4 separate regions of the Homo sapiens genome follow, and regions 1, 2 and 4 are each linked to region 3. The links are chromatin loops, found by intact Hi-C in ENCODE. Cell type or tissue: mammary epithelial cell. All regions are shown on one strand. Links, peaks and the distances in the headings refer to the core of each region. The heading gives the core; the rest is flanking DNA. Region 1 overlaps ALK (ALK receptor tyrosine kinase). Region 2 has its middle 31 kb from the start of YPEL5. Region 3 holds the start of ALK (ALK receptor tyrosine kinase). Region 4 has its middle 75 kb from the start of YPEL5.

Region 1 (7,754 bases), core at 900-5,899, 630 kb after region 3:
CCTATAAGAGATAAAACTATTCTCATCTTAGAGAATAGGAAACTGAGCTTCAAAATGATTAAATAACTAGGCCAAAGTGGTAAAAACAGGTTTTGAATTCAGAACTCTCTGATTCTAGAGGTCTTAGACCATTCTGAAATGGAGAATTCATGTGACCCAGCATAAGTGCTTAACAAATATTTGTTGAATGATGAAAAAGTTGATTTCCTCAGATAATAGAGGAATGTAAATGCCATAATTTTTGACAGGGCATGAGAAACCATCGACAGTTGTTGAGCCCAAGTCACAGATGAGCATGATCAACAGGAGAATGTGATAGAAATATACAAGAGAATTCGGAAGAGAGAAAGAGTGGAGAGGGAGAGGCACTTTAGGAGACTCTGAAGAGTTCAAAGAGTTATAAAGGACATGGGTACTCTATTTTGCTAGAGTAATGAGGAGATTATCTAGAAACCAGGTTGAAAGAACTTAAAGAGAGAATGAGCAACAAGTAACTAGCGGCAGCAGTTACATCCCAGCTGTTCAAGATGTGAGCATCTGAATGGGGCAAAGAAATGGTTACAAGCCAGAGGAGCCCAGAGGATGAAATAAAGGATATTTCTCCAGAATGGGTGAACCTTGATCTTATTTGTAGACAAAGGAGCCAAAAGATTGACTCTGAGATGCTGGGGAAAGGAGGGAAAGGAGGGCAGTAACTAAAAGAGCAAGGACTGGGGGAGAGAAAATGAGCTGGGCTAACGTGGAAGACAGTGAAGGATGCAGCTTCCTCTAAGAGAGAAAAGGAAAAGAAAGGAGGATAAATAAACACTGGGCCCACAAAAAAGAGAGAAGGGGACTGAAGGAGATTGTTCCTGACATAGTAGATCTTCTCAGTAAAGTAGAAATCAAATCAGTGGATTAGGAGGTGGGAACCAGGGGGTGAGAGTGTCAGTATGCGAGGGAGAGTTTGAAACACCCATTGTACTATGTGTGTCTGGAAATCAACTGTGGAAATCAAGAGAGAATGAACAAGTACCACCTCACATCCAGGGCATTGAGACTCAACAGTCTGAATTCATGGAAGTTCAAATTAGCAGTATTCTTCAGCCAAGGAGCAAAAGGAGAAAGCATCGTGATCCCAAGCTAGGCACTGCATGGCATGGGCTGAGAGCTGAAAGGGTTTACAGTTAGCAGGGGTAGAGTTGAAATTTCCAATCATGGCTTGTACAAGAAAGCTAAGTGAGGCCAGAAAAAAAAATTAACAGATTCATTCATTTATCCTAGGAGGTCTCAGTAGAGATGCATATTTGCTACCCAGGATATGGAGAAATGGGAAAGGTGTAAGTGAAGTGTCTGTGGTTATAGACCAGGCTTACAAGGTCCAGGGACTCAGAAGTAAATCAGTCCCTGGGGGCCCCAATGCCCTGGTGTGACCTTATTAGTGAAGGGTTTGTATGCAAGAAAGTGGGAAGTTTGGGGCTGCCGTGAGTCATGGTTCTTAACCTCTTCAATCAAATTGTGAGGCAACCATGTATCAAGGACTGGAAGACAAAGGAGTGGTAATTTACAAAGAAGCAGGTATTCAGAGAGAATCAGTAAAAAGGGGGTACCTTTACTCTGACGAAACTGCCAGTTTACCATAAGACATATTTTACCTTTCTTTCTACAATAACCACCATTTTTTCTTACAGGATTATTTTAGGCAATGATATGATATAGTTGTCCTAGGTTTTTAAACACAAAGACCAGAAACCTTGTTTATAGTATGTCCTACCTCTGAATATGATCGTACTTAAACTTTCTTACAAAGGTTATTAGTTACAATTTTCTTTCAAATGTTTAGGAACAATGCCACAGAAACTTTTAATAAAGACACAATGAAAAACACAGTTGTAACTTCCTTTTGGCGAAGTGGGCATCCTCTTCGAAAGATGCCCATATTAAAAGATCTTGATATGTAGATTTTTGTCTGGCCTTTGCCTGCCAGTGGCCACAGGTGTCAAGTCATTGGGTCTTTAGTTAGCTGACATGTGACATGACACCATTCAAATGAGATTATTAGAGTCTTTGGGGAAGAGAGAAAAATCTATGATACCTAAATCACTAAAAGAAACTGAGTCACAAAATCATTTGTCCAAGGTCACAAAGTAAATTGGGGCCACAGGCAAGAATCTTTGGCTACTCTTTAGGAAGTTCATTTACTACCCCATTGATCTTGATATCACCTTACAGGCAGAATCTTGTGAAAGGTAGGATGATAACATCAACCTGAACAAAGTTCCAAAACTGCCCATCAGTTGTCCCTGCCCAAGAAAAAAAATTAACAGATTCGTTCAGTTATCCTAGGAAATGGGATACTTGAACTTCACTGAAAGCCTCTTGGTGAGACAGGTGGTGGGCATCCAGCTCTTCTCACCAGGCTGAACTCAGCTGAGTCTCTTATAAGGTCCTTGAAACTTCAGTGGAGAATTCCAGAAAGGGGACCTTTCAGCAATCATACCTTGTCCTCTGACTCTTCTCGCCCTCACAGCTCCGAATGTCCTGGCTCATTCGTGGAGTCTTGAGGGGAAACGTGTCCTTGGTGCTAGTGGAGAACAAAACCGGGAAGGAGCAAGGCAGGATGGTCTGGCATGTCGCCGCCTATGAAGGCTTGAGCCTGTGGCAGTGGATGGTGTTGCCTCTCCTCGATGTGTCTGACAGGTAGGCTCTATGCATCTCCCCCAATACCCTTCTCCTCTATCAGCTAAAATGAAAAAGAAATCATGCCTTCCCTTTCCCCGTGCCTTTTACCCAAGACACACATGCAGATGTGCCCACACACCGATATGTGCGCGTGCACGCACGTGCACACACACACACACACACTCTGCAGGTTACACACTTTCTGCAGTTTACAAGCTTCTCCAAGGGATGAAGAGGCTACTGAACACTTGTCTCGGGACCACTGGTATGGCCTGGTTGGCTACCCCCAGTGTCTGGAGGAAAAATAAAATTGAACAACTCACATTTCCCCCAAATAACAGTTTGGTTTTACATGTATATAGCATGTTCTCTTATATGATAGACTTTGCCTTACTTTCCCCACTTTTATTTTATCCTTATTAACAAGAAAACCTGCAAGGTAGGTAGGACAGGCCTTATCATCATTTACCACTCCTGTCCTGTTATAAGGGGAGAAACAGAATCAAAACGGTGAAGTGCCAGCAAGTTGGAATCGGAATTGGGACTGGTGCCCAGGCCCGACTCCGAGTCCAGTGTTCTCTGTTGAGTCAGGTCCTGAGGCAGGTTGATAAAGAGGATGGCAAATTCTTCAGTAAACAGAGGAATGCTTCTACTTGTGGTCTTAGTTCCTATTTGGGCTCTATCACTAATGGCCTCTGTGACTTTGAGCAACATCCTTGACTTCTTTGGGCCTCAGTTTCCTCACCTTTAAGCTGAGAGGTTTGAACTAGAAAATCATTAACTCCACGTGGCTCTGCAATGGAGCAGGAACCATGGAGTGTTCACTGCCACTTGTCTCCCAGGATGGCACTATTCTGCCACCTGCAGTCAGCCTGGAGCAAGCCGTACTTGAATAAAGATGGCCCTGCATGGCAGCACTCATGTGACCCTGCCGTATCATCCTGAACCCTCATGGTGGGTGCTGATCTGTTCCAGACAAAAGAGGGGCGAGGGGCCATTTCTATAAAGGGGACAGATAAATGGATCTGGATGGGGGACAGCCATCTTTTATGGGCTAAAAGTCAACCCTTACAACCCACAGCAGCCTCTGCCTGAGACTCCTAAAACACAATCAAATTACCATCCTGGTGGATCCACCTTCAAAAAATGAGGACAGAGGGCTCAAGGCAAGGTGGAGGGTGATGCTAGTTGGCATGCAGCTTTATAAGTGTAAAGCTGGTTTCACATTTTTCGCCCAAACCCCACAGTCTGCTATGTCCAAGAGCTCATAACTGCATCAGTGCTGTCAAAGGACAAAGGCATTGTCCTCACTCTGAGCACTAGCTACCCACTCCTTCAGATGTGTGTGGGTTAACGATCAAAGCCCAAGGACATTCCAAGGATCAGTGACCCCAGGACAAATGGATTTAAGTGGAGAAAGGAGGAAGTGTGAGCTCTGCCCACTATAGTTTAGTCTTTTGTCTTTGGGGATTGTGGAGCTGCATGCAGTTGGTGGAGAACAGGAGGGTGGTGAAAGAATCCTCCCTCCTGGGAGAGGTGAAATTAATTCAGATGAATCAAAGTGTTTTTTTTCTCCTCAATCCAGCAAGTCTTCTCTCTTTCATAGCTACTCCAGGGGATTTAAAGTAAGATGTTGACTCGGTTCACTCTCATCCTCTAGAGTTTCATTTGAAGGAGACTTCGTTCTCAGCCTCCTTCTTCCCTGTTAAAGGCTGTTTACCAGACTAACATTTCCAGTATTGATACTGAGACCAAACTGTCCAGTGGGGATTCCGACAAAAGACAGCTTGGTTTGATGATGCCTTGTGACCTAATAAGTGTACAATTACAGAAAACAAGAGTGCTTCCATTCGCTGGGAGCCTGCATACCACTGACATGCTCTGAGGTTGGAAGCTGCCCTCCCAGAGGTACAGATGATATGGGAAGCATCAAGATCCAGAGGCAAATGGTACTGAAGGAAAATGAAGTGCAGCAGTTTTCATTCGCTAAAATCAAACTAGACTGTAGATGTGACTGGCCCCAAAGAAACCAAAGAAGCACTCTAGATGAAAGGGCAGAGGCTTTGGAATCAAATAGTGCCAAGTTTGAAAACTGCCATGGTCACTTACTAGTTGTGTGACCTCAGCCAATTACTTAAGCTCTCTGAGCCTCAGTGTCCTCATCAGTAAAATGAGAATAATAACAGTATAATTTCACAAGATTGTTATGAGACTAAATGAAATGACTATTGAAAGAGTCTACACAGAGTATTAATAGATTTTATTTTCTGCATCTTTCAGTTATTTGGCCTCAGTAATAATTTATTAAACAAATAGCACAAATCACAACCACTGATCTTCCAAGTCAAGCCATGTTCTATAAAACAGACAACACAGTCTCCTCTTAGGTTTGGAGAAGTAAAGTGCTTGTTTAACTGCCTGATCCACACTAAATGCTCAACTACTAATAACTATAGTATAATAATGACAATATCTCCCCACCTAATGGCTCAGAAGGGTCTGGGATGGCCAATTTAGCAATATAACCAGTCATCCAACCCTTAGATAAAGGCGGGCTTCTTATGAATTTGTTTTCACAATGCTCTGTTGACTCCTTATGAGAAGTCACTGATGGAGGAGCAAAAAGCATTCTCTTCCCTCTTCCTTCAGGGAGAGTCAGCTATAGCTGCCCAGATTGCTAGAAGATGAAAATGGGAGAAAGGAGAAGGTAGAGGAAGACATAAGCAAGGAAAATAGAAAAATAGGATGGATAAAAGACAAAGAAAAACCAACTCTCTTCCTCCCACCTCTGAGGTAGGCGGTAACACCTGGCGCCACCTGCCCCACATCCCATGAAGCTTCCTTAGGCAGCTCCTGGCTTCAGCTATTCAGCACCTACTTTGTGGACAGCTCCCCAACCCTGAACCTTGAAAGCGGCAGAAATTTTATTCCCTATGCTGTCCCAAATCACCTCTGCTCCCAGGTTCCTCAACCTTCACACATTACAAAATTTTTAAAGTAACTTTATTAGGGCTTAGAGGTTAGCACTTAAGAGACTCCAGGCTCTAGTCAACGGTATTGGAAATCTGACCATTTTCCTATTTTGGAAATCCTTCTGTGGCTTCCTGTGGCTTTGGGGATGCCTTTAAAACTCCCTAATAAGACCTTTTTTAAGCCCATGTGTGATCTGTCCAGCGCTAGTTTCACCAGCTGCTTCTTAAACCATTCTTTCTCTCTCAATCTCCCCTTCCTTCCACTCAGTTGTACCATGCTACATTCTTACTTCTAGGCTTTTGCAGTTGCCATGTTAAAGGCATGTTAAAGTTAAAGGAAGAACTTAATGTTCTGCCTTTACTTTCCATCTCTCTAAATACTACTCTTCCTTCACTTAAAAAAAATTATCCCCAGACACCTATACTCTATATGTACCCACAATATATTCTCATGGCTCTTGAAACATCCCTATAATAATTTATCACTCTTTATTATCTTTTTTATATCTGAATATACAAACTAACAAGGTAGGGATTGTGTGTGTCTTATAAATCACTGCTTCCTGAATCTTTAGTACCATACTTAACATGTAGTATGCCCAATAAATATGCATTGACAGAATGATGTATTGAGGGAAATTGCATATACTTTCAAATTCCAGTTGAATAAACTGAGAATTTCACTTGATGGAATCTATCTAACATTCCTCCTCTCTTCAACCTGTGTCCGACAAAACAGATATGATTGCTTTATAATAAATACTACTGCAAAGTGTTCTGTATATCAGAGCAACACCTGTGTCCCATCAGATGAACCAAAACAGCATTTGTTACTCTGTGACAAGGAATTATCTTTAGGGACTTGCCTGGTACCTGTGCTTTCTTTGTCTCTGGTCACATTCCTGTTGGAATCACTTCATAAGAAAGACTTTGATCCTAATTGGGTGCCCTGGTCCTTGTGATAGAGAGAACTAGAGTTGTGCACTTGAGAGAAAAGGGCTCTAGTCAGATTGCCCCCACCACACAGTAGTCCTCGGGAAGGCTCGGTGAATAAGTCATAGGTACATAAAGCCTGGTGACAGGGAGGCATTGATCCATGGAATGATATTTCTTCTGTCCACTTACAAACATGTAAAGCGATAGAAGGAATGTAATAGTCTGTCATCATTACAGAATTATGTTAACTGTACAACCATAGTATAATGAGTAACAGGAAAAATCTCTAAGAGCAATGCCTAAGATGTTTTGAGCAGTGGCAATGTCCTCTGAATACAGATAAATGCTCTCAAGGTAATTTTGAAGGACAACACCAATTCAAATATCAGCTTGATGTGTGCTTAAAAATTATCTCATTACTTTACATCCACCTCACATAGCTACTTTTCCTCATCCTCTCCCCACTTTATCAGCCCCACCTCCCTCATTCAATTGCTGCTCTTTCTGCTGGAATTAATTCTACCTTTTCTCAAAATAGAAGAAAGGCAAGTTCTCTCTCCTGATTCTAATTGTCAGTCTCTTGCAGAGATATACCCCTAGTTTTTCCTCTCTCTATATATCTTACTAAATTAAACACAATGTTCCCACACTATCCTAAGCTTTGACACGCTTACAGAGCAGAAGCCATGCTAAGTTCAACTCGTTATGAGATGGATTTGGAAACACCATGGATCAAATCATGTCCCACAAATCACTGCAATTGTACAGTCAAATATAAAGTACACAACTTATCACACCTGTGCAGGCTCCATTCCTCAGCACTATCATTATAAAGGCTTTTAGCCGTACACTACATACATAGTCTAACAAGAAAAATTGTTCCTTCTGGAGATATTTAGATTTCCTGTTCCCTTTGCAATCCTTTGTCCTAAACGACAAGTGGTGTGTTTCACCAATGCATCTTTCAAATGAGATGGGTTAAACTGAGAGTTATGTCTTCATGCATTTAGACCAGAAACTCCATAGAGCCAAGATTTTTTTTCTATTCAATTTTTATCACCGACAGAATTCTCATTTTATGTGGGATGCTGTCAATAACAACACTCTCCCTTTGTGTAGCATCTTTCTGTGATGAGAAAGGCATTGAAGAGCGTCTTTTATTACTTGTTCTTATCTGTGTAGAGA
Region 2 (7,754 bases), core at 897-5,896, 190 kb before region 3:
CCATAACACCTTTGAATTGAGTTATCTCACAAATAATAATTTCCATGTCTACTTGAAGTGGATTTGTTTATAGAGCATTGCTTTCATTAATTCATTCTGCAGCTGCTGAGTGCTAGGGTAAGCCAGGCTTTCTCCCTTGCCTGGGGATGCAGCAGTGAACAAAGTGGACATGATCCTCCTCTCTTGAGTTTTAGTCTGTGGGCCAGGAGTTGGGGGGTAGGAGAGGAAACTAGAGGAGCAGGGTCATTTCCTCTGGGGGTTGAGAATGATGAAGATGAAAAGCATAATGCTGGGGGAGACAGAGACTTGTTGGTGTGTGGGTGTGGGGCCACTTCAGGAAGAGTCTTCAGGGGGCCTTTCTGAAGAGCTGGCATTGACGCAGTACCTGAAGGAGGAAGCCAGTAACCATTGAGGGGTTAGAGCCTTTGGGTAAGAGGGAACCATAACAGAAGACATACTGAGGCTGTGGGAATGGACTTGGCTTATTTGAGGAAGCAAAGGAAGGTTTGCATGACTAGAGTGGGGGCCCTCAGAGAGTAGTGGATCCTGGCTAGGAATGTGGCCTGTGACTTACTTCTCACAGTAAGTAAGAAGTCCTCTTCTCCAGGGACCTTTGTGTGAGCCATGGCTAGTGTGGTCTGGTGGGTTCCAGCACTAGCCCTAGCACTCACTCCATCCCAATCTTAGGAAAACACGTCCCTGCATTCCCAGCCTCAATTTCCCTAGGAAGAGGGTTGTCACTGTCCTCTTCCTACTGAATTCATTTTTTCCCTTCCTCACAAGACGACAACCTCTGTGAAGACTGTAATGAGGTCACTCCTTTCTAACTTCTCCACACTCCCAACCCATCCATACACCTACACCCAGAAGCATCCAGGCCATTTTTGTTCTATCATGGCAGATCAACTGATATACAAGCTAGGGATTTAAGAAATACACAGGGGTTGGAATAAGCTGGATTTATTGGCCAATTGTAAAAACTGATACTAATATTTATTAGCTATAGAAAGAAAAATAGAGGCCTGCGTAGGCACTGTAGCCAGCTGCTAGCTCCCAGCCACCCCCACCATCCGGGTCTGGGGACAGAGCCCACTCTCCAGTCCTTTCCTGCCCCCAGGGATGACTTGCAGGGAGGATGATGCTGTCTTGCCTGGGATTTACCCATCCAAACAGCCCATATTTCACACCTGTGGCTCCCCACTAACTACATCTCCTCTGAAGAATTAGTGAAAGGAAGGAGTCTTGCGGGAGGGGTAGGTGATGTTTGCTTAGCTTCATGCCCAGGGATAAAAGAGCAAGCTTTCCAAAATTCCAGTCTGATCTGTACTCCCCCACTTCATGCTGGGCTGGGCTCCCCATCACCCTCAGAAAGAAGTCCCCTGCCCTGGCCAGGCGCTTTTGCTCACGCCTGTAATCCCAGCACTTTGGGAGGCCGAGGCAGGTGGATCACGAGGTCAGGAAATCGAGACCATCCTGGCCAACATGGTGAAACCCCAGCTCTACTAAAAATACAAAAATTAGCTGGATGTGGTGGTAGGTGCCTGTAATCCTAGCTACTCGGGAGGCTGAGGCAGGAGAATCACTTGAACTGGGGAGTCAGAGGTTGCGGTGAGCCGGGATCGTGCCACCGCACTCCAGCCTGGCGACAGAGACTCCGTCTCAAAAAAAAAAGAAGTCCCCTGTCCTTACACTTTCAAGTCCTGCAAATTCTAGCCCCCGCCTGCCTTCCTTGGGGTGCCCCCGCTCCATGTTCTGTTTCTCTGGCTCTGTCTTCTGGCCTTTCTTAGTCCCTGGCATTGGCCATTCTTGCTTCTTCCCTATGGTTGAGAATTCTCTGTGCCTTTCCCCTTGCCTCACTCCTTGGCAGGTGAGCTCATTCCCACTTTCATCCCTCATGTCTCATTTAAATATGGCTGCCTTTTGGACCCCCTGGGAGAGAAGTTTTCTGTTCCCCGTTCCTTCAGCCCCCCAAGCCCCATCTTTGGCATCTTGTCATAATTTGCCTTTAATGGCTGGCTTCCCTGTTGGCTATAAGACCCGGAGGACAGTGGCTGCATTTGTCCTGTTCGCAGGTGGGTTTTTTTGGGTGAAGGGCGACAGGATGTCACTGTGTCACCCAGGCTGGAGTGCAGTGGTGCAATCATGGCTCACTGCAGCCTTGACCTCCTGGGCTCAAGCGATCCTCCTACCTCAGCCTCCCCAGTAGCTGGTACCACAGATTTGTACCACCACACCCAGCTAATTTTTAAAAGTTTTGTAGAGATGGGGTTTTGCCACATTGCCCAGGCTGATCTCAAACTCTTGGACTCAAGCAATCCTCCTGCCTTGGCCTCTCAAAGTGCTGGGATTACAGATGTGAGCCACTGAGCCTGGCCTCAGTGGCTTCTTCCTACCTCACACAATGTCTGGCGTAGGAGCCATAAAACTTGGTTGCATGGATGAATAAGTGAACCAGGAAGGCCTTTGAAGCTTTTCCGCACTGCTTAGATTTCAGGGTGAAATTTGGGGGATCTCTTGAACTTCAGTTTCTTAGACTCCAGCAAAGAACAGGACCTGTAACTTGGAAGTGAAGGTGAGAGAGCCACAATGACAGGAGCATTTTTAAGCTCTGACCTGCTAGCCTAGAGCCTAGCGCCAGGCCCTGCTCTAGGCTCTTTGCATGAATTATCTGGTGAATCTCACAATTGCTGTTATAATCTCCATTCTTCAGCCAGTCCTGGGAGTAAGGGGAAGGGTGCGTGAGTACCAGGTCAGAAGAAAAGCAAGAAGTAGGTGGTAGAAACTCTAAACAGAAAAAGAAGCAGGCTCAATTTGGGGGGTCTGCTGGAAGGAACAGAAGAGGCCCCAGGACTCTGGCTTCAGGGCCAGGGACTGTGTCTGGGTTGCTTGGTCAAAGACAGACAGGCTTCACCCAGAGCTGGCCAAATGCTGGACACTGGGCTAAGAGGACTTTATATGCCTGCTTCATCCAACTGCACAACAGCCCACCGAAGAAAGGGACTTTCAGAACAGTTAAGTCACTTGCTCAGTGTCATACAGCCAGTGGCAGAGGTGCAATTGCAAAGTCCCCTTGCTTACTGGGGCATTCTCAGATGGTCAGTGAAACAGCAAGCTCTGGTTCGCTTCCTGAGTGTAGCCCAGTTGAGTTCATTTGAGGCACTGACACCATCTTAGAGATTTATACAAATACCACACTGCTCAAAGCAGCAAGGGCACGCCTGTAAGAGCAGATGCACAACCTGCCTTCATAACAGGAGAGCAATTGTAACTGAGGTTCCTCGGTCTGGAGGCCACCAGAGAATCCCCTAAGCCCAGCCCAGCCTCTTGATCAGGACTTTTTGGGCTAATGCCCCAGGTCATTTCTTTGCTGTCTGACTGAGCCTCCTCCCTCTGATAACCGTACAGTGCCATCTCTTCTATAAAAACAAAAGTTTTCTTCTAAAGCTGTCTTCCACCGCCAACCAGAAGCCCAAGGCCTCTTATTTCTTACAAGTTTCTGCTCCCAGAGCCATTTTATTTCTCCTTATTGGGTGATCAACTTTTCCCTCTTCGCCTGGGACTTTTCTGCTTTTAGGATTGAAAGTCCTTGGTCGTAGGCAGTCCCCTCAGTCCCAGGTAAAAACCAGAATGGTTGGTCACCGCTCTACACTGGGAGAGGGTAGAGAAATGTTTTTTAATTCTCATCTATACATCAGTTTCTTTAGCTGCTTAATGTATGCAGCCTGTCCGATTTTGTGACAAACTGTCACAACATTCCCAGAAATGGCGGCGGATGGAACCACATTCAGGGATCCCACTGGAGTGCACTTGTCCGACCTAGTTGACTTGTTGCAGACCTGCACTTCCGCTGTTGAACACTAGATGGTGGCCTTGCACCCTTGTTTAGAGAAAGTGCGACACTGAACCTGGCCTTCAGGAAGTGCTGGGCATTTGGGAAGAACATGGGCCAGAGAGAAGTGAAAAAATATATGCTTATGGGACAGCCTAGAAGAAGCAGACCAGTGTGCAATGGCAAGCGCTAAAAAGGAAAAATATCAGATTTGGCTTAAAATTCCTTAAGCATTTAGACATTGGGATGGAAAGAAAGGCATGTTTATTTTACCAGGAAGTGGGTCTGCTTTCACCAGATGATCTGAATAACTTGTCCACTGGGAATACATCGTATAAAGGAGAAAAAAAAAAAAGCGAACAAGTTGGTCAGACACAGGGAACATCTTCTGGGTGGGTTTAATTACAGCTTTAGCTCCCTGGGTGAGCTACCATCCCGATACCAGAGCCGGCGCTGCAGGTGTGCTTAGCCAGCCCAGCCAGGGCCGAAGATACTGACAAGACCGGAGGAGGCCCCTCTCGAGACTGAGTGACTCACACCACCTGCAGAGAGCACAGTTGCCACGAGCCTTGCTCATCCTCCTCGAGCAGCTAAATTTATATTCTGAGAGCAGAACACTGGCGCTGGAGCTGTCAGGAGGGAACAGGGAGGAGATGGGAAGGAAGAGTGCCATCATCTTGGAGCGGGCTCGGGGGTGGAAGTGGATTCACATTCTAAGGGCTTTGTAAGTGAGCCCACAAGATTTTTCATGGAGAAACTGGTGTCTGAGAAATTACAGTTTTCTCTTAAATGTTCCCCTCTCCTCCACTTAAACCCCAGTAACAGCTGTCAAGGTCAAGGGAAAATCTTCCCTTTCATTCTCTGAAGTTTTGCTGAAAAATCAACTCACAAAAGGCAGATAATAAGAGAAAAGGCATAATACACATTTATTAGCATGCACAAAGCTGAATCAGAGTGACTGCCCCATATCCTGGTGGGGCCCAGATACTTACATAGCCTTATTTCAGATGGAAGCGGGGAGATGGGGAATATAGGTACTTCTGTTGAGAGGCAAGAAATGATTACTAGGGAGAATGAATGGATCGGGAACATAGATTAACTTGTAAATGGTTATCTCTGGAAATTGAATGAGCCTGAGAGACAGACGTTATCCTGTGAAAGGGTCTCTTCAGGTGTGGTTACATTGGATAGATAATAAGATAACAGGAAGAAGAAGGAAAAACAATTACTTTCCTTGGTGGGTTCACCTGGTCTTTATGCAGATAGGATAAAAGTCTCTTCTAGCATCTGTTGATCTCTAAGGGCCTTCAAAATACTCATTATAGGCCAGACATGGTGGCTTATACCTGTAATCCCAGCAGTTTGGGAGGCCAAGGTGGGAGGATTTTTTGAGCCCAGGAGTTTGAGACTAGCCTGGGCAATATAGTGAGATCCCCTCCCCACTGCCATCTCTACAAAAATAATTTTAAAAATTAGCTGGGCACGATGGTTCACACCTGTAGTCCCAGCTACTCAGGAGGCTGAGGTGGGAAGATCTCTTGAGCTCAAGAGGTCAAGGCTGCACTGAGCTGAGATCACGTTGCTGTACTCCAGCCTGAGTGACAGAGTGAGACCCTGCCTCAAAAAAAAAAAAAGTTAAAAAACCCCAAATCCTCATTATACCAAGGAGCCATATTTTGGGGTGAAGTTGCCTGCACCCCTTCATTACTAACAAGTTATGCTACTGAACTCCCTTTCAAAAGCTTGAGTTAACGATTAACACCCTGCCCTTCACAAGACATACTCATCAACCCAGAGAATGGTGGAGCTGGCCTGGCACTCAGTGACCCGGAGGCTTTTCAAACTGCTGGGGAGAGCTAGCTCTCCATACTCACCCCAGGGTTTTCTTATACAAAGATGCATTTCATTCTGCATGTAGAATATTTAAGATATCCAAAGAAGCTGTTACCACTTTTTATCTTTTTATGAGATCTGGAAAAACTGACCTTGAAAAATAAATCCTGTACTAAAAATACAAGTTTGATTAATTTTACAAGCTCAGAGAGATGAAGTAAAACCACAGCCTTCCCCTAGAGCTGGTCCAGCAGGATGACTAAGCCCAGGCAGAGCCCAGTCATAAGGCACGCTTTTCCTGCCCTGATGTCATGTCCTTGGAGCGGGTTAGAAGAGGTCTCTAAAGCAGTGGCCTGGAGTGGAGTCACAGCGTGGAAGATGAGGGGGTTTGCAGGAGAAAGCTTGAAGGAGGCTTCACCACAGAGCTTCAGTGGAACCTCACAGTTGCCTTGGTCCTTCAGAGAGTGGGCCTTTGATGCCTCAAATCTGTTTTTTCTTAGACTGTGGGGCTGGAGGAAGGTTTTCACTTTTGCATCTGCCCTGCAGGTGTAAGTCTGATAGGGCACCAGCTGAGGACAGCCCTGAACTGCAGGGCTGGCAGGAATGATCCAGACTGGATAGAAACGCCATGTGAGTGGTGGCGAGTAGTCGTGTGACAGTAGGCAGATAGTCAGGTATCAGCAGGGCGGGAGAGGCCTCCCCCCAACACACACCAGGAGTGCTGGGCGACCATCAGGTGAGGGTCAGGTGGTTGTTACCTATTTCTCTAAAGTAATAATTGTTCACAGTGGCACCAGGGAAAGGCAGTCTCCTAATAGATAGAAAACATCTGAAACTGGTGATCAGCAGCTTCCCCATAAGATCTCAGGAGAGGGGAGAAGTAACCCAAGACCCCGAAAGTATGTTGTATTAGAGTTCTCTAGAGGGAAAGAACTAATAGGATAGATGTCTATATGAGGAAGAGTTTATTAAGGAGCATTGACTCATACGATCACAAGCTGAAGCCCCACAATAGGCCATCTGCAAGCTGAGGAGCAAGGAAGCCAGTCCGAGTCCCAAAACCTTAAAAGCAAGGAAGCCGACAGCACAGCCTTCAATCTGTGGCCGAAGGCCTGAGAGCCCCAGGCAAACCAATGGTTTAAGTCCAAGAGTCCAAAGCTGAAGAACTTTGTCTGATGTTCGAGGGCAGGAAGCATCCAGCACGGGAGAAAGATGAGGGTCGGAAGACTCAGCAAGTCGGCTTCTCCTACCTTCTTCTGCCTGGTTTATTCTAGCGGCATCAGCAGCTGATTGGATGGTGCATACCCCCATCGAGGGTGGGTCTGCCTCTCCCAGTCCAGTGATTCAAATGTTAATCTCCTTTGGCAACACCCTCACAGACACACCCAGTAACAATACTTTGCGTCCTTCAATCCAGTCAAGCTGACGCTCAATATTAACCATCACATATGCCACCGTATAAAACCCCAAGTCAAGAGGTCAAGCCACGCAATTGGTCTTTCCAGTTGCCCTCTTGGTGTTCTTCCAAGTGTATCTTCCTTCCTTCCTTTCATTCACTATGCTACAGCTTTTTTTTTTTTTTTTTTTTTGAGACGGAGTCTTGTTCTGTCACCCAGGCTGGAGTGCAGTGGCGCGATCTCGGCTCACTGCAAGCTCCACCTCCTGGGTTCACGCCATTCTCCTGCCTCAGCCTCCTGAGCAGCTGGGATTACAGGAGTGTGCCACCACACCTTGCTAATTTTAGTATTTTTAGTAGAGACGGGGTTTCACTATGTTGGCCAGGCTAGTCTTGAACTCCTGACCTCAAGTGATCCGCCCTGCCTGAGCCTCCCAAATGCTGGGATTACAGGTGTGAGCCACCGCACCTGGCCTGCTCTACAGCTTTTTAATAAACTTTCACTTCTGCCCTAAAACTTGCCTTGGTTGCCAGGCACAGTGGCTCATGCCTGTAATCCCAGCACTTTGGGAGGCTAAGGTGAGTGGATCACCTGAGGTCAGGAGTTCGAGACTAGCCTGGCCAACATGGTGAAACCCTGTCTCTACTAAAAATACAAAAATTAGTCGGGCGTGGTGGCGGGCACCTGTAATCTCA
Region 3 (7,754 bases), core at 2,565-7,564:
TGATATATTCACAGACTGAAGCATATCGAGGAGAGATTGTGCTCTCTGATGACGGTTGGACTCCCCACCTGGACTGTGGATCCCTGGGGAGTTGAGGTCATTTTTTTCTCTGGGTAACTCTAGTCTTGTGGACCCTTCCTAGTCTAAGTCATCTAATGCAATGCTTGCAGGTCTCCCCCTTCTTTGGGAGTTGGTAAGCCCATTTGCTAGATATTTCTGACTCTCCACCTTGCAGGCCCTCTCATGATAGGGTGGGACGATGTAAATCTTCCCAGCCAGAGTTGTGAATGGAAGCGACATGTGCCATTTCCAGGCTGGAGGATTTACTTGTGGGTGCAAGATCCTCCAAGTTTACAAGAGTGGGTGCTCCCTCAGCCTGGATCTCTAAGTGACTATGATGATCAGAGCCCTCTGCTCACCTGAAATGGACATGGATTATGAGAAGAATATATTTCAATATATTGTTTTTAATTTACTTAGATTTGGAGGGGCAGGGGTTGGTTGTTATTACATCATAACCTAGCTACCCTAATACGCTTTCTTTATGGGGAGCAAATTCTATTACTATGTTATCTACAAAACTATTAAAAGTCATTTGTTAAAAAAAAGGAGAAGGAAAAAAGTCACTCATAATTCTGCCATCCAAATAAATCTATTTTTCAATGATTTCCTCCAGTTTTTGTTTTTTTTGTGTTTTTAATTTTTGCTGAGTTGTAGCATAGGTGTGAATTCTATTTCATACTCTGGGTATTTTTCATTTAATTTTATCAATGCCCCATGGTAGTAGGAACCTAGATTGTTTTTTTAATATATATTTTTAAATTATAAGTTTAAATTGTAAATTTAAGTTCTCTGGTACATGTGCACAACGTGCAGGTTTGTTACATGGGTATACATGTGCCATGTTGGTGTGCTGCACCCATTAACTCGTCATTTACTTTAGGTATTTCTCCTAATGCTATCCCTCCCCCATCCCCCATCCCCCAACAGGCCCCTGTATGTGATGTTCCCTGCCCTGTGTCCAAGTGTTCTCATTGTTCAATTCCCACCTATGAGTGAGAACGTACAGCATTTGGTTTTCTGTCCTTGTGATAGTTTGCTGAGAATGATGGTTTCCAGCTTCATCCATGTCCCTGCAAAGGACATGAACTCATCATTTTTTATGGCTGCATAGTATTCCATAGTGTATATGTGCCACATTGTCTTAATGCAGTCTGTCATTGATGGACATTTGAGTTGGTTCCAAGTCTTTGCTGTTGTGAATAGTGCTGCAAGAAACATACGTGTGCATATGTCTTTATAGCAGCATGATTTATAATCCTTTGGGTATATACCCAGTAATGGAATGGCTGGGTGAAATGGTATTTCTAGTTCTAGATCCTTGAGGAATTGCCACACTATCTTCCACAATGGTTGAACTAATTTACACTCCCACCAACAGTGTAAAAGTGGAACTTAGACTGTCTTATTCACCATGGTCTCTCTCCATGGCACATCACATACAGCAAAGCATATGGTAGGTGCTTAAATTAATATTTAATGACTTTAACTACCCTCCTCTTAGCATGTCGATCCTTACAAGATATCTTGTATGTGACTGGTCAGCAGTGTCAGGCTACAGATTCAGAGCTCAGGCTTGCCATGTGGCAGAGCATATTTTAAAAGAAATCCTGGTTTGGTTTTTCCTCTCTGCAGCATTGGGGCCCAGCTCTCTTCCTGGTTGTGCTGGAAACTCACAGTCTTCTTCTAGTACCTGTCACCTCCGGTCCCCGGTCTTGAATGAGACCTTTTGGCCACTTGAAGAATTTCACAGAGGATTTCAGACTTGTATCTTAAAGACTATACTTGGTCCTTTCTTCTAATTTGAAACAGGAGTCTGGATAAGCCAAAGGTTTTCCCAAAGTCACAGAACCTCTGAGAAGAAAGGCTGGGATGAAAATCTACTTTCCTGAACACAAGTCTTGGTTCATTTGAATGTTTCTTCTGGGTGCCAATTCTTGCTCTTGGCCCAGGGTAAGTTCCTTTGGTCATGGGTTTCCAAATGCCTTAGCAATAAGTATACTCTGATATCTAGTTTCAGGTCTACTTATTGATTTGTCTCTTGCCTTTTTATCCCCCTTCTCCTCCTCACCTCCCTCCTGCTTGCTGCTGCTGCTCCTGCTCCTGCTGCTGCTGCTCCTCCTCCTCCTCCTTCTTCTTCCTCTTCCTCTTCTTCTTCTTCCTCTTCTCTCTCTCAATCTCTGTCTCTCTCATATAACACGTGGTTTCCCCCAGCCAGAATACAACTGTATCCTGTCTTTATTTTTGACATTTGACCATGATTATTGACTTGCTTTAGCTTAGCGAAGGTAAGGGTACCTATCATGCCCTTAGGAATTTTCACATTTGCTATATTTGTCACGACAACTTTGTCAGAAATAGATTATAATCCACTTTTAAACAGGAGAGATAAGGCCAAGAGGTTAAAACTCTTGACCAAGCCCAGAATACTAGCTACATTAACTAAAGTAAAATTAATTTAATAAAGTAAAATTAACTTGAATAATATATTTTATGTAACCTGATATACCCAAAATATTATCATTTAAACATGTATTCAATATGAAAAATACTAAGGAGGGATTTTATATATTTTTTTCATAATAAACATTAGAAATGTGGTGTGTACTTTACACTTAGAGCCCATTTGAGTTTGGATGAGGCATATTTCATGTGTTCAATTGCCACATATGACTAATGGCTACCATATTAAACAGTGCAAGTCTACAGCATAAATCAGAGTATGAGACTTTCCGCTAAAGTAGTGTCTTCCCATTGCAATCAAAATGCAAACTTGTTACCATGGCCTATCCAACTGTAGAAGATCTAGACCTTGGCTGCCCCTCCACCTTTCTGTCTTCTGTTCACTATGTTCCAGCCAGATTGATTTCTTACTGTCTACTGGACATGCAAAGCTATTCTCATCTCAGGACCATTGCCTGTGATATTCCTTTGCTTAGAACGTTCTTTCTCGAAAGCTTTTCATGACTGCCTCTTTCCCACCAATCAGGACTTAACTGTAACCTCCTTAAAGAGGACTTCTTCAACTATGAAGGTAGAGCTAGGACAGCACCCGCACCTGCTGTCCCAAGTCATCTACCGCATGGCCCTATTTTGTTTTTTATAGCAACTATTATTATCTTAAATTACTTTATGTGCTTGCACATTTATTATCTGTTTCTCATCATTAGAGTGTAAGCTTCTTAAGGTGAAGGACCTTTTATTTTGTCCAGAGCAAAAAATTCCTGGAACATAGAACAACATCCTGTATACATTAGGTACACGAGGAGTATCTGTTGACCAACAAAATGCCTAACTTGATCCTATATGTCCCAATCAGATTTTGCAGTTGTGAGATATGTTTTACCTTAAGTCACATTGCTGAATTTCTCATGTCATTTTTATTATTACTTCTCTTATAGAGAATTTATGTACCTCCTTGACTGAGTTGTTCACTTTGCCCTTTCCAGAAATTGGGAATTTCCTGAGGAGGTTGTTGGTGGTCTCAGTGTCCTCTTTGGCCACTTCCTCTCTTGGTACATGGTCAACTCACATTCCTCCTCCCCCAGCCCAATGGCCCAAGTCATCTGCAAGGTGACACAGAGCAGCCCACCTAATTGTCTCCTTGGGGATTCCAGTATCTATGTCAGAATCTATGTCTGCCACTTCCACTCCCCATCTCTCTGATTTGGCCTTTCAGCTTCTTCCTCTGTTGATCTTGGCTCATCTCAATCCATTTTACCTCATCCCATTTTCTCTATTGTGAGATCACCCAGAAATTTTATTTTATTTTATTATTATTATACTTTAAGTTTTAGGGTACATGTGCACAATGTGCAGGTTTGTTACATGTGTATACATGTGCCATGTTGGTGTGCTGCACCCATTAACTCGTCATTTACATTAGGTATATCTCCTAATGCTATCCCTCCCCCCTCCCCCCACCCCACAACAGTCCCCGGAGTGTGATGTTCCCCTTCCTGTGTCCATGTGTTCTCATTGTTCAATTCCCACCTATGAGTGAGAACATGCGGGAGATCACCCAGAATTTAAGAGCATGAACTTCTTAGTCAGGTATCCAGGTTCAGCTCTAGTTACCTGTGTAGCTTTGTCGGGGAGTTAACCTCCCTGAGCTTCTATTTGTGATCTGTAGAAAAGAGATACTATTACTTTTCCTCAGAGTGTTACTGGGAATATGAAATGAGATAGTGAATGAAAGTCTTTTTGAAATAGATCATAATAAGTGCACAAGATGTGTTAGCAATCATTCTCACACTTTTCATCTTTCTGTCTATTTCCCCTATGTGCTCTTAAATTCATTTTCCCGTCTCCCATCCTTTTGATGGAAATTATGTAGGATGGGGTGTTAAAATTATAAATTTGGGCATGAGTTAAGGTCCTAACTTTTCTCAGTGGGTTGTGTAAATGTTGGAGGAAAAGAGTCAGCGGTTTGAATTCCAACTCTGTTATTTGCTTGCTGTTTTACCTTGGGCAAATTATTTTGCCTTTCTGAGCCTTAGCTGTTTTATCTCTGTAATAGAAATAATAACATATACCCTTTCCCAAAAAAACTGTGTGATGTGTTAGACACCCACATGTCTACAGATGCATACATTCGTGCCTGGTAGACTATCAGTATTAATTCCTGCCTCCTTTAAAAAAAAATTATCTAAAAAAGAAGAAATTTTTTGAGATTTAGTGTCATTTAATCTACAGGGAAAGGCACTTATTTTTCCTTGGGAAAAGTTTGAGACAATGTATAAATCATGAGAATTAATTGAGACTCTTGTGTCTATGAGGTGCAAAAGCAATGGACAGGGGTATTATTAGAGAACGTTAAACCCTGGCAGCTCATTTAAAGTTTCAAGTCTCTGCAGCCCCCTAGTGGCCATTGGGTGCAGCAGACGATTCACAGTTAACTGACAAATTAACTGGAGTCAGTAATGCCTTTGGTCAAGAATTGTATAGAGAAATAGGGAAAGGCTGGAGTTTTAGTCTTTTTTCATATTTCAAATAAAAATTCCTCTTCCAGTAGGTATGTCAGAAAAATCTGATGAAAATCAAACATATATTGTACCAGGAAAGTATTAACTACCATAGCATTTTCCTCCCTCTTTTCTTTCTTTTCCACCCTTCCTCCACCAAGATAGGAGCATATTTTCTTCTCGGGTGAGATAATTCTTTGCCCTGAAACTTGTAAAGTCAGTGTATCCAGTGTGACTTCCAGAGAGAGGGCAGATGCCTGTCAAATTAAGTGAGTTGCCAAACATAGAGCAGGAAGAAAGCCATTCCGAGAATCAATATTCCTTTGTTACTGGGTCTTCCACTTGCCAAGGCATTGCCACAAAGCTGGAAAGGCCCAGCTCCTAGGAGAACAGAGGTTCCACCTGGCCACTATCTCCTGTGGGGTGGTAGGCAAGTTACTGCGGCCCCCAGGAGCTCAGTGAGGGAGGTTCAATGTGACACTGTGCTCTGATCCTGTGAGAAAACTCCTGTGCTACCCGACAGGCCGTGAGCTCCAGAGAGGATCTTGCCTTATTCTTAGCTTCAACAGTCAGCCCAAGGCCTGACAACCAGCCTTTAAGAAGGAATCAAGGGGATTTGTGTGACCCAAAGATGGTAGTTTTGTCTGAGGATCTAGTGAACCACTTGTTATAAAAACAGCTATTATGAGTTCTGTGTTGGCAGCTCAGGAGAGACGAAAGGAAAGGGAGAGGAGAGGTACAGCCATTACAGGTGAGTAAAAAAGGCCTAAGGTTCTGAACCCTCATTCCCAAGATTGTGGGCAAACAATTAAATGCTCTGCAACTCAGTTTCTGCATCTGTAAATCTGGAATTAAAATGTTTGCCTTACAGAGACTAGGGGAGGTTACACATGTTCAGACACCATTCTGAGAAAACAGAGCGACTGACAGGGGTCTGAAAGGTATTTGTTGTAGCTGCAGAACAACTCTGCCAGACCAAGACCATCCATCCCTCTCTGCCCCCCTATTCCCAAATTCTCCTGTGTGGACGGCAGGACTCCTAAGCTCCCAGGAATGCATTCAAATAATAGATGGGTCAGAAAATATTCTGTCTCAGGGCCTTAATACAAGCTGTTCTCAGATTTGCCAGTGTCGCGCTGCCACCCTCTCCCCACTTCCTCCTCCCTTCCCACTCCCCCCTCCCTTCCCCTCTCCTCCAGTTTTATTCTGGAACCTGTTTTTCCGAAGTCGGACCCGTTTAATCTCTTAAATGTATAATTAGGGAGAGTGCTTGATTGCAAAGGCCTCTTCCAGTTCTCACATTTGCTCCCTTTCACACTGCAGAGAAATAGGGCAGGGAATCTAGAGGAGGGGAAGAACAAGAGACTGGAGAGGGAACAGAGGGAGGGTGGGGCGGGCTCACTCCTTTTCTCAATGAATGCCGAGGCCTCTGCAGATTTGCATAGGAGCCGATCGAGCCACGCCATTGGTTGGAGGGTGCGGGTGGGGCGGGGCGAGGCCGGACTGCGTGGGTCGGGCAGCAGCGCGGAGTTGGCTTGTGAGCCCCGCCCCCTCCGGGCCCCGCCCCCTCCCTGCGCGCGCTCGCGCGGCTCAGCCAGCTGCAAGTGGCGGGCGCCCAGGCAGATGCGATCCAGCGGCTCTGGGGGCGGCAGCGGTGGTAGCAGCTGGTACCTCCCGCCGCCTCTGTTCGGAGGGTCGCGGGGCACCGAGGTGCTTTCCGGCCGCCCTCTGGTCGGCCACCCAAAGCCGCGGGCGCTGATGATGGGTGAGGAGGGGGCGGCAAGATTTCGGGCGCCCCTGCCCTGAACGCCCTCAGCTGCTGCCGCCGGGGCCGCTCCAGTGCCTGCGAACTCTGAGGAGCCGAGGCGCCGGTGAGAGCAAGGACGCTGCAAACTTGCGCAGCGCGGGGGCTGGGATTCACGCCCAGAAGTTCAGCAGGCAGACAGTCCGAAGCCTTCCCGCAGCGGAGAGATAGCTTGAGGGTGCGCAAGACGGCAGCCTCCGCCCTCGGTTCCCGCCCAGACCGGGCAGAAGAGCTTGGAGGAGCCAAAAGGAACGCAAAAGGCGGCCAGGACAGCGTGCAGCAGCTGGGAGCCGCCGTTCTCAGCCTTAAAAGTTGCAGAGATTGGAGGCTGCCCCGAGAGGGGACAGACCCCAGCTCCGACTGCGGGGGGCAGGAGAGGACGGTACCCAACTGCCACCTCCCTTCAACCATAGTAGTTCCTCTGTACCGAGCGCAGCGAGCTACAGACGGGGGCGCGGCACTCGGCGCGGAGAGCGGGAGGCTCAAGGTCCCAGCCAGTGAGCCCAGTGTGCTTGAGTGTCTCTGGACTCGCCCCTGAGCTTCCAGGTCTGTTTCATTTAGACTCCTGCTCGCCTCCGTGCAGTTGGGGGAAAGCAAGAGACTTGCGCGCACGCACAGTCCTCTGGAGATCAGGTGGAAGGAGCCGCTGGGTACCAAGGACTGTTCAGAGCCTCTTCCCATCTCGGGGAGAGCGAAGGGTGAGGCTGGGCCCGGAGAGCAGTGTAAACGGCCTCCTCCGGCGGGATGGGAGCCATCGGGCTCCTGTGGCTCCTGCCGCTGCTGCTTTCCACGGCAGCTGTGGGCTCCGGGATGGGGACCGGCCAGCGCGCGGGCTCCCCAGCTGCGGGGCCGCCGCTGCAGCCCCGGGAGCCACTCAGCTACTCGCGCCTGCAGAGGAAGAGTCTGGCAGTTGACTTCGTGGTGCC
Region 4 (7,754 bases), core at 1,274-6,273, 150 kb before region 3:
TTTTGAACTTTATATAAATAGAATCATACGGTATGTGTGTGGCTTTTGTATCTACCGTCTTCTGCTCAACATAGCGTTTTTGAGATCCGTCCACATTGTAGTTATTCCTATAATTTATTTCCTATCACTGAGTAGTATTTCACTGAATGAGTATGCCACACTTTGTTTATCCATTCTCCTATGGATGAACATTTGGGCTATTTCTAGGTTTTCGCCATTATAAATAAAGTTGCTATAGACATTATTGGACAGGTCTTTTTGTGGACATATGGCCTCTTCTATTTTTACTTAGTTATCTTCTGTATCTGATCATTTTAATACCTGAGTCATTTGGGATGTTACTCTTTGCTTTCTTGTTCATCTTTTCGTGGTGTTTGTTTCCTCGTGGTTTTGGCAGTTTTTGATTTGATGATATTTTGCTGACTGGGAATCCTGAGAATTCGCAGCAATTTCACATTTGCATCTTCCAGGTACCCAGGGTGATTCTGAGTGAGAAGCACTTGAGATTAATTTTTCTTTGGGGTTCCTTATGTAGAAGCAGTATATTTTCAAACCCCTTCTATGGGAAGGAAGGCTTGTGCTTATAAATTTCCAGGAAGCTTTTTTTTTTTTTTTGAGAGAGGGTCTCACTCTGATGCCCAGGCTGGAGTGCAGTGGTGCAAACACAGCTTACTGAAGCTTTGTCCTCCTGGGCTCAAGCATTCCTCCCATTTTTGTAGAGATGGGTGTCTCACCATGTTGCCCAGGCTGGCCTCGAACTCCTGGGCTCGAGCAATCTGCCCTCCTCTGCCTCCCAAACTACTGGGATTACAGGTGTGAGCACCACGCCTGGCTTTATTTATTTATTAATTTTTTTAACCACAACCTGTAGCCTGAGACAGACAAGTTTCCCAGTCAGCCTCTACATTGACACTTCCTCACAGTCACCACTCTTCAGGGCGTAACTCCTCAGAGATCGTGGATTCAGGTAGAGGTCTCACGTCCCATCCTCCACCTTGGGTCTCTCAGTGCCTTGGATCTTTCATGAGACTGTTAACGTCGGGCTTCCAGGCTCTGGGCAGAAGACCCTAGATGTTAAAGTAGGGTAACCTGAGGTTCTCTCATTGGTCTCCTTTTAGGTCCTTCTTCATTTTCATGTCACCAGATTATCCCCTCCCTCTGAACCGAGGTGCCTGTGTTTTAGAAATGCCAGGGAAATGCTTACTGGGGCTGGCAAACAGGAGCATTTGTGGGCTCTGGAGCACCCAGTGCTGGCTGCCTGGCACTGCCAGTCCACTAAGTGGCCTTGAGCAAGTGGCCTGGCCTCCAGGAGCCCCAATTTCCTCACCTGTAAAGTACAGATAATCCTTCCCCACTCCCCGTGGGATTGTGATGAGCACCAAATATGTCTGTGCACGGAGCTTAGCACACGGTAGGCACACATCGGAGGGCTAGTATGAGCTATCAGCCCTCCTCCGCAGCTTGTGGTCAGGTCTGGCAAGCTGTTGATCTTAGCATATGTTAGCAAACTGGTGCCAACAAACATTTTATGCAATGTAGTTTAAAAGAAAACTTGTAATGACTACCAGAAGAAAAAGTAAGTCAACAGGACAAGTCAGTCCAAGACTGAGACACCCGCAGGGAGGGCTGTCTGTCTCTCGGTTTCCCTCTTCACTTTCAGAACTTGTGGATTTCTCTTACTTTCTTCTGAGCCAAGCTATGCATTAAAAAAAAAAAGGTTGTCTATCTTGTACTTTTAGATATTTATAGCACAAGTTCCTCTCCCTCACCACCCACCCTGGCAATATCTGGCCACCTTTTTGCCAGAAGTACAGTCCTCAAAATACTTTTCCCCAAGCTCTGCTCTGTCTTCTGCAGAGGGTATATCTCTGCTTCAGGCTTTCCACTTTCCGCATTCCTATTTTTGGAGTGAGCAGCAAGTCTGCTTACTCAGCATAAAATCCTGTATCGTCACAGGTTTTTTGGATAGTGTTTTAGCATTTACTTCTTTCCCCCTGTCTTTGATCAGAAGTGGCAGAGCTCTTTGCTGGTTTGCTACCTGGTGTCACCAACATCTAGTTTTTTGTCAAGTTTTCTCCTTCGGCCTACTTCCCACCTCCCCTGCCTCAGTGGGCGTGAGTGAGTTCTGAGATGCTTCTCCTTCACTGCCAAGCTCACGGTTGCCGGTTGGCCTGTGTGCTGACTTCTGCAGAAATATGCACCACCCAAGGGCTAGAGAGGGACTTGGCTAATCCCTGCCTGCTCTGTCGACTTGGCCCAAATGGCAGTTACTCCCCATCAACTGGGCTTCAGGGTTTTGGTTGTTTCGTAGTTTCCCTGAAGGTGGATTTTCTTCTCTGTTTTCCATTATTTTTGGAAAGGAGATTTGTGTAGAAAGGCTTTTGCACTGCCATCTTAGCAGAGGTGGTCTGTTCCAGGTGTGAGTACTCCCTGAGCTGCCGTGGCCAGCCTGGAGGCTGGGTCTTATTTTATATTTGGGGCTCCCGATCTGGGACTCTAGATACCCACCCCCATATCTAAGACATCCTGAGACCTGGATTTGTTAATAAATATCTTAAGGCCAGGTGCAGTCGTGCCTATAATCCCAGCACTTTGGGAGGCCAAGACAGGAGGATCCCTTGAGTCCAGGGCTTCAAGACCAGCCTGGGCCCATCTCTACAAAAAGACTAAAATAATTAGTTGGGCATGGTGGCATACGCTTGTAGTCCCAGCTACTTGGGAGGCTGAGGCTGGAGGATTGATTGAGCCCAGGAGACGGCAGCTGCAGTGGACTGTGATTGCACCACTGCACTCTAGCCTGGGCAACAGAGTGAGACCCTGTCTCAAAAATAAAATAATGAAAAAGAGACATACGTTAACCTCTCTGTATCTTAGTCTTCTTTTCATAAAATGGGACTTTGAGGACTTGTGCTACTGGCCATATGAGGTTGTCTTGAGCATCAACTGAGGTAATAAATATGAAAGTACTTTAGAGACAGTCAACCTCTCTCTTTTTTCAGGTCTCATCATGGGAAGAGCGAGCCAGTTCTGTTTCACAGGGTTTGGCTATTTCTCCCATGGTCACCTTACTCCATTCTGCAGCCTAGCTTGCCCTCCTGACCTGGGAAGCCCAAACGCTGCCCTGGCTGTGTGATACCAAGGAGTCCATCCCTCTTCAGTGCCCTGAATACAAAACGGTTGTGGAGAGCCTGGAGTGATCTCAATCACCACTGGGTGTCGCTCTTGGACTCAAAATTGTGTGGTACCTCCAGCTCTGTAGATTTCCTTTCCTCAGCCTTGCTTCTCGGCAGTGAGCGTGGACAGTCTCAATTTCCAGTATGTGTCCCCTGCCTTCTTTTTTTGTTTTTGTTTTTTTGAGAAAGAGTCTCGCGGTGTAACCCAGGTTGAAGTGCAGTGGTGCGATCTTGGCTCACTGCAACCTCCACCTCGCGGGTTCAAGTGATTCTCCTACCTCAGCCTCCCTAGTAGCTGGGATTACAGGTGCCTGCCGCCATGCCCGGCTAATTTTTGTATTTTTAGTACAGATGGGGTTTTACCATGTTAGCCAGCTGGTCTCGAACTCTGACCTCAGGTGATCCGCCCGGCTCAGCCTCCCAAAGTGCTGGGATTACAGGCATGAGCCACCGCACCTGGCCTCCCTACATTCTTAAAATTCTTGGCAGCAACACTTGGAGTCATCAGACAGCATTCATTCAGGCCTTTGCTTTCAGGTGGAAGGTGCTTGTGCCATCCTAATTTATTTTAATTTTTGCCTAACCAACATATGACCAGAAAGGTATGTATCTATGGCCAAAATGTTCATAAGATGAATTTCAGGACTAAAAGTCAGCAAATTTTTAGAATCAGCACATTTGGGACTGGTTATGTCAAGTCCCCTTCCACCACTCTCCCCAAGATTTTGCTGCTAAAAAAATGTTTTAAAAGTGTTGCCTCGGGGTGACCTAGTTATTCTAACAGCAGCACGAGGAAGAGGGAAATTTCTGACTTTACTCCACCAAAGTCCTCCAGCTCCACAAAGCCAATGGCTGCTGCAGTTTAGCTTTTATCTTTCTGGAGCTCTCTAGGGGCATCAACTGTTGATTACTCTCCTGTTTTAAAAATTCTCCCTGAACTTTTGTTCACTATTTTCTCCTGATATATTTGCTAGTTCTCTGGTTCCCCCATATTCTTTCCCCTTAAATGTCATCATTTCCTATGCTGCTGTCCTTGGTCTCTGTTCTTCAACTCTGCACAATCTACTCACCCATTGGTTCCAAATCCACATCTTATATTCAGGCCTTTGTGCATTGCCATCTCTACTTGGGTGTCCTGAAGGACATTGTTTTAGAAAGCAGCTTTATTGAGGTATTTATATACAATAAAATTCATTCATTTTAGGTGTATAGTTTCACAAATTTTGGTGACTGTATAATATATAGTCACGTAACTGCCACCTCAATCAAGATATTGGTCTCAGAAAAATGCACTGTCTCTCACTCTGTAAAATTTCTTTTTCACATCTTGGCCTTGGCTTTCAGTGTTCTCGCACCTCAAAAAGCTTCCTCCTACTCCTTTGCAGTTGGTCCCCTCCCCCACCCCTAACCTAGTCCCTGACATGCACTGACGTCTGCTTTCTGTCGCTATGATGTTTTGCCTTTTCTAGAACTTTAGAAAAATGGAATCCCGTGGTGTATGGTCTTTGTGTTTGACTGCTTTCACTTGACCTAATCCCCACTACCGATGTGTGCAAAAACAATCTCATTTTTCATGCCAGGCTCTGCATGTGATGGCCCCTCCATTCACCCCGACATCAAAGCCAGAAAGCTAAGGTTCACCCTCCCAAGGCCCCTTCCTCTCACTGCCCCCCTCCAATTACACCCCATGCCATGAGTAATTAGTCAGGAAGTCCTAGCGCGTCTCTCTGTTCTGTATTTTTTTTTATTTTTTTGAGACGGAGTCTTGCTCTGTCACCCAGGTTGGAGAAGAAGTGGTGCGATCTCGGGTCATTGACACCTCTGCCTCCCAGGTTCAAGAGATTGTCTTGCCTCGGCCCCCTGAGCAGCTGGGATTACAGGCATGCACCACCACATCCGGCTAATTTTTGTATTTTTAGTAGAGATGGGGTTTCGCCATGTTGGCCAGGCTGATCTCAAACTCCTGGCCTCAAGTGATTCACCCGCCTTGGCCTCCCAAAGCGCTGGGATTACAGGCATGAGCCACTGCGCCCGGCCTATTCTATATTTTTCAGTCCACCTTTCTCTTTATTCTCAAGGTTGCTGACTTAAGTGAGATTCTCTTCATTTCTTGCCTCTCCTAACTGGTCTTCATGCCTCTAGTCAGGACTTTTTCAATCTGCCCTTCTGAAAACTGCCATTGTGACCTTCTAAAACACAAATCTGCCTGTAATCCCAGTCCTTTTGGAGGCCAAGGCAGGAAGGATGGCTTGAGGCTAGGAGTTTGAGGCCAGCCTGGGCAACAAAGCAAGACCCTGTCTCTACAAAACATTTTAAAAATTAGCCAGGTATAGTGGCTCACAAACTGTAGTCACAGCTACTTGGGAGGCAGAATCAGGAGAATCGTTTGAGCCCAGGACTTTGAGGCTGCAGTGAGCTATGATTGTGCCACTGCGCTCCAGCCTGGGCAACAGAGAATGACCCTGTCTCTAAAAACAAAGCTAATATCAAACAAACAAAACCCACAAATCTGCTCTTTACCACTCCCCTACTTCAGTGGTTCCCCATGGCTTCTCTGCTTAGCAAATGACACCCTTCATAATTTGATTTATTTCTGCCTAAATCTCTATATCTTATTTTCCAGAACTCTCTCAAATGCAGCCTATACTCAGCCATTACTTGTGCATCTTTTTCCAAGGGCCATGCTCACTCATGCTTCTGTGTGCATGCTGTTCCCTCAGCCTGGGAAACCCCTTTCCTCCTCCTTCCTCTAGCCAACTCCTACCTACTCCTTAAGAGTCAACCCACCTGACTCCTCCTGTGCAATACCTTCCCTCGCCAGTGCCCCAGACTGGGTTAGGTGCTCCTCCAAGGTGTTCCCTCCATCATAGCGTTGATCATCAGTCATTATCAATCTACTTACTTGTCGAGTTAGTCATCTGTCCCTCCCACTAGACTATAAGTTCTTTGAGGAGTTTGTGTCTTGCTCAACTTTGTTTCCTTGTTCCTAGCACAGGGTCAGGCACATTGGAGGCATCCAATGAATGCCCTCGGAATGACTGAGGGAGGATGGAGGGAGAGATCTGAAGCTTCTTGAGGAGGCAGGGGCGAGAGTCAGGAAGACCTGGTATGGAAAATAAATGCCCCATTCTATGGCCTCAATCATAGATACATCTACTACTGTGAAAGAGGAGAAGAGTTAGGTGGGAGTCCTGGCAGAGAATCCATGAAGGAGAATGAAGTGTGGGAAGGCAAGTTCAAACGCCTGGTGCCCTGGCTTTGGCAGTGAAAGTGTCTGATGAGGGAAGGAGGATAGTGTGAGGGAAAACCAAGAGGGAATGAGATCTTAAATGATGCCACACAACAAAATGAGAGAAGCACATATTCTTAGATTTTTTTTTTTTTTTGAGACAGGGTCTTGCTCTGTCATCTAGGCTTGAGCGCAGTGGCATGATCACAGCTCACTGCAGCCTCTACCTTTCAGGCTTAAGCAACCCTCCTACCTCAGTCCTTCTGGTAGCTGGGAGTATAGGCGTATGCCACCATGTCCAGCTAATTTTTAAATTTTTTGTAGAGACAGGGTCTCAGTTTGTTGCCTGGGTTGGTCTTGAACTCTTGGGCTCAAGGAATCCTCCTACCTTGGCCTCCCAAAGTGCTAGCATTACAGGTGTGAGCCACTGTACCTGGCCTCATTCCTAGATTTTTGTGTGAAACAAAGACTCCTGAGTCCCAGACAGTGTTGTTTTCACACCACACACTAGATGGGTCCCAATTGTTGTTTCTTACCATGAACAGGGTCCTGTAGTTTTCACAGCACTTTCCCAAGCACTGTCTTATGGTTTCTGCACATCAACCCAGGAAAGCAGACAAAGATGAGATGATGAATCCTGCCTAACCAATGAGGAATCAGAGGCTAAGAGATTCTAGCGCCTTACTCATGCCACAGGGCTGGACCTCTTCCTATGACAGCTTCTGTCTCTAAGGTGAGACCTTGGGCTGAGTTGCCAACGTCAGTTGTGTTTAAAAATGACATACCTGAGAAGGCTGTTGACTATTTGCTGACTCTACAATGAGACAATAGAGACCTGACAAAGGATGTCCAGAGGTGGAAAAAGCTACTGTAGGTTGGAGAGCAATCTCTGAGTGAATGAAATGTTGGAACCATTTAATGTTAGGTGAACAGGAGAACTGTGAATTCCCTAAAGTCTAATGTCTTCCAATTGCACAGCTGGGGCAGCTGGCCAAGGAGACTTTGGACTAGCTGGAGCTTTATGGGATGAAACATTTCCTGTGGTGGTACCTTTTCCTTTTTTTAATGAAACAGAAAAGAAATGATTCTCAGAGGAGAAAAGAGATTGTCATAAAAGGAGACATTTTTCTTTTCACTCTTTAGTAGATGTTGTTGTGTTAAATGCTGTTGAATCTTAATACCATACTATCAATCTTACCACAATATAAAATACGGAAATTTTTGTTTTGAATGGAAGATCAGCATTTTTCTTAGTCTATATAATCTAGAGGTTAAGAATACAGGTTAGTAAATCCTGGCTGCACCACTTACTAGCTGTAGGACCTTTTTTTTATTTTATAGAATTGCTTATG

The links. Peaks named below come from ENCODE experiments on the same cell type or tissue, not always from the same donor. Only the 100,000 strongest peaks of a DNase experiment are listed, where the experiment ranks them.
Region 1: it touches region 3 in a loop (9-fold over the local background); 8 of 110 quality-filtered maps call a loop at or near these places.
Region 2: a loop joins it to region 3, with 7 times the contacts of the local background. A loop is called at or near these places in 13 of 110 quality-filtered maps.
Region 4: a loop joins it to region 3, with 31 times the contacts of the local background. A loop is called at or near these places in 56 of 110 quality-filtered maps.

What each region holds. Positions count from the first base shown.
Region 1 is chr2:29,291,813-29,299,566 of GRCh38, reverse strand. ALK (ALK receptor tyrosine kinase) reads left to right here. Exons shown (of 29, transcript NM_004304.5): 9 at 2,510-2,679. Among named protein-coding and RNA genes, the nearest start is that of CLIP4, 180 kb to the right of the region's middle. In mammary epithelial cell, for the core only: CTCF peaks have their summits at 3,522 (motif pointing left) and 5,497; no DNase peak of the experiment used is centred there; H3K27me3 peaks cover 200 bases.
Region 2 is chr2:30,111,980-30,119,733 of GRCh38, reverse strand. No RefSeq gene overlaps it. Among named protein-coding and RNA genes, the nearest start is that of YPEL5, 31 kb to the left of the region's middle. RefSeq lists an enhancer at 3,749-3,798. In mammary epithelial cell, for the core only: a CTCF peak has its summit at 3,856 (motif pointing right); a DNase peak (open chromatin) is centred at 3,863.
Region 3 is chr2:29,920,478-29,928,231 of GRCh38, reverse strand. It overlaps ALK (ALK receptor tyrosine kinase), which reads left to right and starts at 6,646. Exons shown (of 29, transcript NM_004304.5): 1 at 6,646-7,754. The coding sequence starts at 7,573. In mammary epithelial cell, for the core only: a CTCF peak has its summit at 4,925 (motif pointing left); a DNase peak (open chromatin) is centred at 6,491; H3K4me3 peaks cover 420 bases; H3K27me3 peaks cover 1,210 bases.
Region 4 is chr2:30,067,904-30,075,657 of GRCh38, reverse strand. No RefSeq gene overlaps it. Among named protein-coding and RNA genes, the nearest start is that of YPEL5, 75 kb to the left of the region's middle. In mammary epithelial cell, for the core only: a CTCF peak has its summit at 3,211 (motif pointing right); a DNase peak (open chromatin) is centred at 3,217; H3K27me3 peaks cover 259 bases.